Linked DNA regions of Homo sapiens: region 2 is linked to region 1. The links are chromatin contacts, found by Hi-C in ENCODE. All regions are on one chromosome and are shown on one strand. Each heading gives the region's core, a stretch centred on a gene start or an enhancer-like site at or near the end of the contact. The rest is flanking DNA. Distances are from core to core; before and after follow the strand shown. Region 1 holds the start of VCAN (versican). Region 2 overlaps LOC107986384 (a long non-coding RNA gene).

The links. A loop is a pair of places that touch in the nucleus more often than their neighbours do. Pooled maps may share reads with other maps.
Region 2: a loop to region 1 is called in a pooled map, with 5 times the contacts of the local background. The contact joins the enhancer-like site here to the promoter of VCAN in region 1. A Hi-C loop is called at or near these places in 4 of 50 pooled maps.

What each region holds. Positions count from the first base shown.
Region 1 is chr5:83,470,224-83,473,585 of GRCh38, reverse strand. It overlaps VCAN (versican), which reads right to left and starts at 1,842. Exons shown (of 15, transcript NM_004385.5): 1 at 1,563-1,842. RefSeq lists an enhancer at 541-1,413.
Region 2 is chr5:81,767,363-81,770,890 of GRCh38, reverse strand. It overlaps LOC107986384 (a long non-coding RNA gene), which reads left to right. Exons shown (of 3, transcript XR_001742518.1): 3 at 1,228-1,729. Among named protein-coding and RNA genes, the nearest start is that of SSBP2, 18 kb to the right of the region's middle. Within about 2 kb of position 1,635, at least 4 of the 41 ENCODE cell types and tissues checked have a DNase peak (open chromatin) inside an H3K27ac peak, as active enhancers do.

The sequences.
Region 1 (3,362 bases), core at 593-3,092:
GCAGGGATTTCACACTAGCCATTCATTTGTCAGCTGTGGGGGAGGGGACGCAGAAGCTAGAGAGAGAGAACAGAGGCTGGGAGAGGGGAAGGGAGGCAGAGAAGATGGAGACAGAGGGAGACACAAAGATGAGGAACGCGACCCAGAGAGACTCTGCCGCGGGTGTGCGCGCGGCAGGACAACTCTCCAGGCGCCGTGTAGATTTCTCCCCCTTCCCGCAGCATCTCCCAGGGACATGCAGGACTTGCCGAGACGCAGTTGGATTGGAGAGCAAATAGTTTAGGCTATGACACTATTTTTCTACCCCGCTCTCCTCTGCCTAACACCCAGACCGCTCCACGCCCAGTGACACAGACCGCGGGCCAGAACAACCCGGATGCCCTAGGTCTGCACGCACCAGGGATGTCGCCCTACAGCGCCCACGCCTCTGCAGGACGGTGGGGCGCTCCAGCCGAGGACGTCCCCCGGGGCTCCCGGCACACGCGCGCGCCGCTGCCGCTAGACCTGCCAGTAAAGTTGCTCAACTAGAGCGGAGAACTAGGAGAGGGTGGGGAATATGTAAGGAAACGGAGGACTCCTGTAGTCTGGGCGAGAGGACTGACCCAGAGGCCCCTGATTCGGGTCCCCGAGCCACCTTTGTCTGCAGTGCGCTCTGGGTGCCGGTTTGCTTGTTGAGATGGGAGCGACAGACCCTATTTCACTCTTCAGGGTGAGAAAAATTGTTGCACATCCCTGCCGATTCAGAACAGGCTTTTCCCGCCCAGGGGCCTCCCAGACCTCCGCGGGGCTCCAACAACCCCACCCCCCATCCTCTGCTCCTTCCCTGCTGGCCCCTTCGCACCGCGTGCAGGACAAAAGAACCCAGGGGCGCCGGGAGAGAACCGTGACAGTCCCCAAGTCGTCAAAGAGACACGGCGGGGATCCTGCACCTCCCCCGGCCGGACCTCCTCCCAGACTGCCTGCGGTCTGAAGGGGTCAGGTCCGCGCAAGGTCCCAGGCTGCTTGGGCGCCGGGTCGCACTGTCAGGAGCTGCCCGGGAGTGGCTTTCCAGGAACACCAGGCACTGACCACACACCAGGGGCTGGGAAACCAGGTGGCCTGCACCAAGGCGGCTTCGGGGACTTGTCTGTGGCAAGTCTTGGTAGTCCCCATTCAAACTTTTGCCTCGAGCGTGTTAAGAACAACAACAACAAAAAAATCAAAGTGCCAAAGGTCCCTCTCTTCTCTCCAGCTCAAGAACCCACCACTTTTCTATGATTTCTTTACAATTTATTCCCTCCCTTCCCCCAATTCCGTTAGTCATTTTACCCCCCACCCCACCCTGGGTTTCTTTTGTCTGAATCTTTTTCAACACCAAGGTCCCTCTGTATGCCTCTCCCCAAAAGCCCTTATGAAAGTTACCTGCATTTTTTAAGTGCCTACATTTTCTTAACTTCGCCTTACAGCTCTTTGCCTTAATTAAAGCCTTCTACCAATTGCTTCTTTTTTCTAAGCTCGCGGGTTTTTTTCTATAAGTTTTTTGTTTTTGTTTTTTAAGGGGGGAACAAAAGAAACGTGATTACCTTGGAAGGCGGCTTATTGCAGTTTGGGGGGAAAATTCACTGCAGCGCTGCGCGACTGGGTTCGGCGTTGCCCAGGCGGGTCACATAGGAAGCGTGGTGGCCCGGGGAAGGATGCGGAGGGTGCGGGACGGTGCTGGAAGATGCGGGAGGATGCGGGGCTGGCCGAAGATCTTGGTCCCAGCTCCTGTCCACAACACCTAATGTTCTCGGCTGTTGCGTCCGCACGCCTGGAGTTCTTCCCCAGAAAGGCTCGGGGCAGCTCGCCTGCAAGTTCAAATGCGGGTTGTGACACCCATCATCATTATATCACTGTACCGTCAGAGCCGAGGAGGAGACTCAGCGAGAAGAAGGAGGAGGGAGAGGAGGAGGGTTCATTCACAGGCTCCAAAAGCGCTCCGCAGCTTCAGCCACTCCTAAGAGTCCAGGCTTGGAAAGCAGGCGGAGGGGCGGAAAGGCAGCTCCCCGCGCCTGCGGTAGGGACCGCCTGCCTCCCTCCCCAGGCACTCCCACCTCTTGGCGTTTCTTCCTGACAAGAAGTACCAATCGGCTTGGGGACAGCAGCGCTCCCCATTCAGGGACTCACTCAGTAACATCGCTCTGCTCGCGGAAACCACTGCCCTCCCACTCCTTCCCCACCCCCATTTCCCCGCCCCCCGTGCAGCTAGTTCTGGGTTAGGGGAAAGGAGCCCCCAGGCTCTTAGGGGGCAGGCCAGCAATAGACAATTGAGTACGATCACTTCTTCTCGGGAGCACACAAAACTGTAAAATCAGCAAAGAACTTGGTTACAGCGTGTTTACGCGCCCACAGAGCTTGCCTGTCCCATCAAAGGGAAGTGTCAGGCTCAAGGCTCCTGCCAACCTGAAAGAGACACTGAGAAAACGAGATCCTTCGGGGACCTAGAGGGAAAGTGTAAGAATTCCCCACTGCACTCCCAGGGAACTGCCCAATGGGGAGCCCGGCTTCAAAAGACCCTGGTAATAAAAGGCTGGACAGGAAATTCCCCCAGGCAAATCCCTTGTCGGATTCAAAGAGAATACTTTTCCTCTGCCACAAATCTCTCCCCACATAAGTCTAGATTCTGCTTTCTTCGTTCTTCCTTTCCTTCAGTCTTTCCAAGTATCTCTGAGTAGAATATTTGATAATTTTCCTGAGTAACAGGGACTTCTTGGAAGTATCAATCACCTTTCATGCTTTCCGGAAATAAGACCATAATCTTTCATGCGTATATGCGATTTTTTTTCTTCAGTCAGGCCCACCCCACTGTGTAAACAGCATCAACACATGGAAGAGTCCCCTGCATTGTGTTACAAAAGATTTCCAATAGGACCTTACAGAGAAAAGGGTCAAACAGTTGACACAAAGGATTTCTGTCCCCTTAGAAAAGAGGGACTTTGGATTTTCCTTTTCTTTGAAGTCAAGTATGAGTTTATACAATAGGAACAAAATAAATCCAAGGTGCACATCAGTATAACACTAGGGATACTAGAATGGATGGCAAACTTTTCCTTCTACACAAATATGAAAGTATCCTCACAACTCTTCTCTCTGAAGCCTCTACTTAGAAAATTATATTAAACATAGGACCTCAAAACAGTAGTGATTAAAGATGAAAGCCAATTTTTCCTCTCAACTTCTTTGATTAGTTTGGTTTAAACTTATGCTTTAAAACTTTTAGTAACTTAGACTCCTGTACATGCGCATTTATAAGATTTCTTTTATATTTTGTAATTTGTAGGCATTCAGCATGGTCATTGATTTTAAGTGATAAACAGGTAGAAGACTTGTCAGGATAATTTCAG
Region 2 (3,528 bases), core at 386-2,885, 1.7 Mb after region 1:
TTGGGGAACTGTAGTTTGGGGTGTTAATATGTTTTACTCACTAAAAAGATTTCAAAGTCAAATAAAGTTGATGAATTCTCAATGGAACCATTTTAAGCAGTTTTCTTTTCTTTAAAGAAAACTTAAAGCCTTTAATATGCAAATGTACATTACAAATCTCTGAGAGGGATATATGATATTCTATGTTTCTCAAACTTATTTGACCTTGAAACTTTTTTCCTTGAAACTTTCTTGAGGGAATATTGCTCTGTGAAGCATATTTTGTTTTAAAGTAACTTACTTAACTCTTGTGGATCAATCATAGGTTTTTGAGAATGGACACAGGGGTCTATAGAATATAATAGGCATGATTGTTCTAGTGGGACAATGCATTCCAATATCTACAACCACATTTTTGGAACCTAGAAGGTCGTGAAGGGGAAAATTGTATATAAGACCCTTCCAGCTAAGAACTGTGCGACTGTCCAGAGAGCAGAGGCAGACAATCAAGCAGAAAGCATCTAGGACCATGGGTCAGAAGAGCTGGTATCTAGTCTCAACTTCACAACTGTTAGCTAGGTATTCCCAAGCAAGCTTCATCCATTTTTGTCCTCAGTTTTTTCATCTATTAAATGAGACAATTCATGATGATATTAAAATAAAAAATAAATAATATCACCTCAACATATGTCACAGGAATTTTAGGAAGATCAAAATAAATAATTATTTGAAAGGACTTTGAAAACAGTAAGGCTTTTGTGAGTGAGTACATCTAAAAGTACCATTATTATTATTATTATTCGGTACAGGGTCTCACTCTGTCCCCCAGGTTGGAGTGCAGTGCAGTGGTGTGATCTCGGCTCACTGCAACCTCCACCTTCCAGGTTCAAGAGATTCTCCTGTTTCAGCCTCCCAAGTAGCTGGGATTACAGGCACGCACTACCACAGCTGGCTAACTTTTTGTATTTTTAGTAGAGACAGAATTTCGCCATGTTGGCCAGGCTGGTCTCGAACTCCTGGCCTCAAGTCATCCTTCTGCCTCAGCCTCCCAAAGTCCTGGGATTACAGGCGTGAACCACCGAGCTGGGCCTATTTCTTAATTAACTTGGTTTTCTAATAGGAATAAAGATGCAAACCCACAGATAACGTTCAAACCCTACTTTTTTTTGCAAAATGCTTCGATCCAAATAATTTTCCCCAACATAAAGCACAATTAATAAACTAATTTCACTTTTTTTCTCCTTCTAGATCTTCACTGAGGTGGAGGAGCAGTGCAGTGGCCAAGAGAAAGATGGGATTGACAGAGGGAAATAAAAAGAACTCTGATATGTAATAGACTGGATAATCAGGATACAGTAGGCCATGGTCACATTTGAGCTCCAGGTGGTGTCTGATTGACTTGGAAACAGTACAATAGGGGCAAATTTTACCCTCACATTTCCTGGCAACTTTGGGTTCAAAGATATTAGCTGTTACTTGACATTCCCATTGGCAAAAATGAAGGGCATGCCTCTGTTGACAAAGCATGAAACGTCATCTGTTGTGTCTGTAATGCCATAAATGAGTCATTGATTCCACAGAAGAGCAAGAAAAAAGAGCAGGAAGGGCAGGAAATGTTAGTTACCATATTTCTCCATCATCCATGGCATGTGATGGGGCAGAACATGTCACCAGGCAACAGTAACATGGGGCTGTTTCTTGGCCTCTCAGCTCCAGTACTGGGATAATCTATTAAATCGTCTCACAACTTTCTGGGTATTCTTGAGCCCTATTCATCCTCTTTGGTTCAGAAACTGATTTAGAGAAGAGGGACTCTGAGTAATCTGTAAAGTATTGTTTATCTATAAGACTTTGGTATGCTAAGCCTGAATCAGCAATTAGGTTTAATGCCTTGCTATATTTGCTTGAAAATGAAACCTGTAGCAAAAGTGAATGTGCTATGCTGAAAGAGCATTTAAAAAATAATCTCAGCTGGGTGTGGTGGCTCATGCCTGTAATCGCAACACTTTGGGAGGTCAAGGCAGGAGGAATGCTTGAGGCTAGGAGTTTGAGACCAGCCTGGGCAACATAGTGAGACCCTATCTCTACAGAAAATACAAAAATTAGCCAGGCATGGTGGCACAAGTCTGTAATCCCAGCTACTCGGGAGGCTGAGGTGGGAGGATCACTTGAGCCCAGAAGGTCAAGGCTGCAGTGAGCCGTGTTTGCACCACTGCACTCCAATCTAGGCACCGGAGTGAGATCCTGTCTCAAAATAATAATAATAATAATAATAATAATTTAAAAATAATCATAATTGTTTGTTACTCTAGTGATACAAGCCATGGATGATAGTAGGAAAGTGAATTACACAGGCAAACATGGATAAGGGGGGTACTGCATTATAAGAATCACATGCATTTAGGATAAGGGGCTACTTGGAGAAGGGGAGTTTCTGTGTAAATAACACAAATAGAGAGATTTTCTTTAACTCATCTGGTTGCTTTTCCTTACTAGAACCTGTACTTTGAATATTCCTTTGTTTTTTTTTTTTACTTTTATCATTTGATGTAAAGACACTAACATTTTATGAAAAAGCATGGCTTACATGGGACTCTTTCCAAATAGTTTTATTTATATATTACCACTTTCATTTGTTATCTTTCTTTCTAAACAAAGAGTCTCAAAGCATATTACGACACCAAATTCATTAATCTGAACGTATGGTGAACCACTTGTTTGCCATTTCTTGAAAACAATTACTCTTGCTTTTACCTCCCCATAGTGATTCAGTGTTAAAAAATGGTAACAGAACCCAGTCCCCTTTATTCCCCTGCTTCAGGTCCAACTTTGATTACTTAGCACATGCCACCAATTCTAGGCATTAAATTGAATTTTTCAACAGTGAATCAATTAGCACACATTCTTTGTTGTGGTTGAGGAGGGGGTGTCAATAACAGAGAAACAAGATGGAGAAGAGTTGAGGGAAACAGGTTATTTTATCTTTCAAAGACAAAGTTCTGTGCGAGGAAGCTTCTTGGTGCTCATTAGGAACACAAACCTCCATACATGCATGAAGAATGGGAGCAAAAGGAATTTTAATCGCTTTTTCATGAAATCTGACCCAGAGTTGAACAAAGAGAATTCTAAATCTTTTGCATATGCCATTTTTTAGGGGCAGACATCAATCTTTTTCCCCCTTCTCTTGTGTTCCTTGAACAAAAAGAATTATTGAAACTGAACTTGTTCAGGTTTTTATAAATCAGGATGTCAACAAATACAAGCACTAGTCTAGTTACAACGAGAGACTGTAGTTTCTAGAATAAAGCTAACCTGTTTTTTTTTAAGCTCTACAAAGAACGCATTGTTTATTCTCATGTAGAAACGTCATGTAAAGCAGCTCTCTGTCAGGTATTCTATTTTTATTTAGTTGTTTCATAACTCAATTATAATGTTCCCCTTTACCTAATAATTAGGAGATATAGAGTAACAAGGCTGGAAACCTCTTCTTTTCTCCACTGTGTGTCAGTTACATTTCCAGATTGTTAATGGATAGCAGGTTATGCCTGT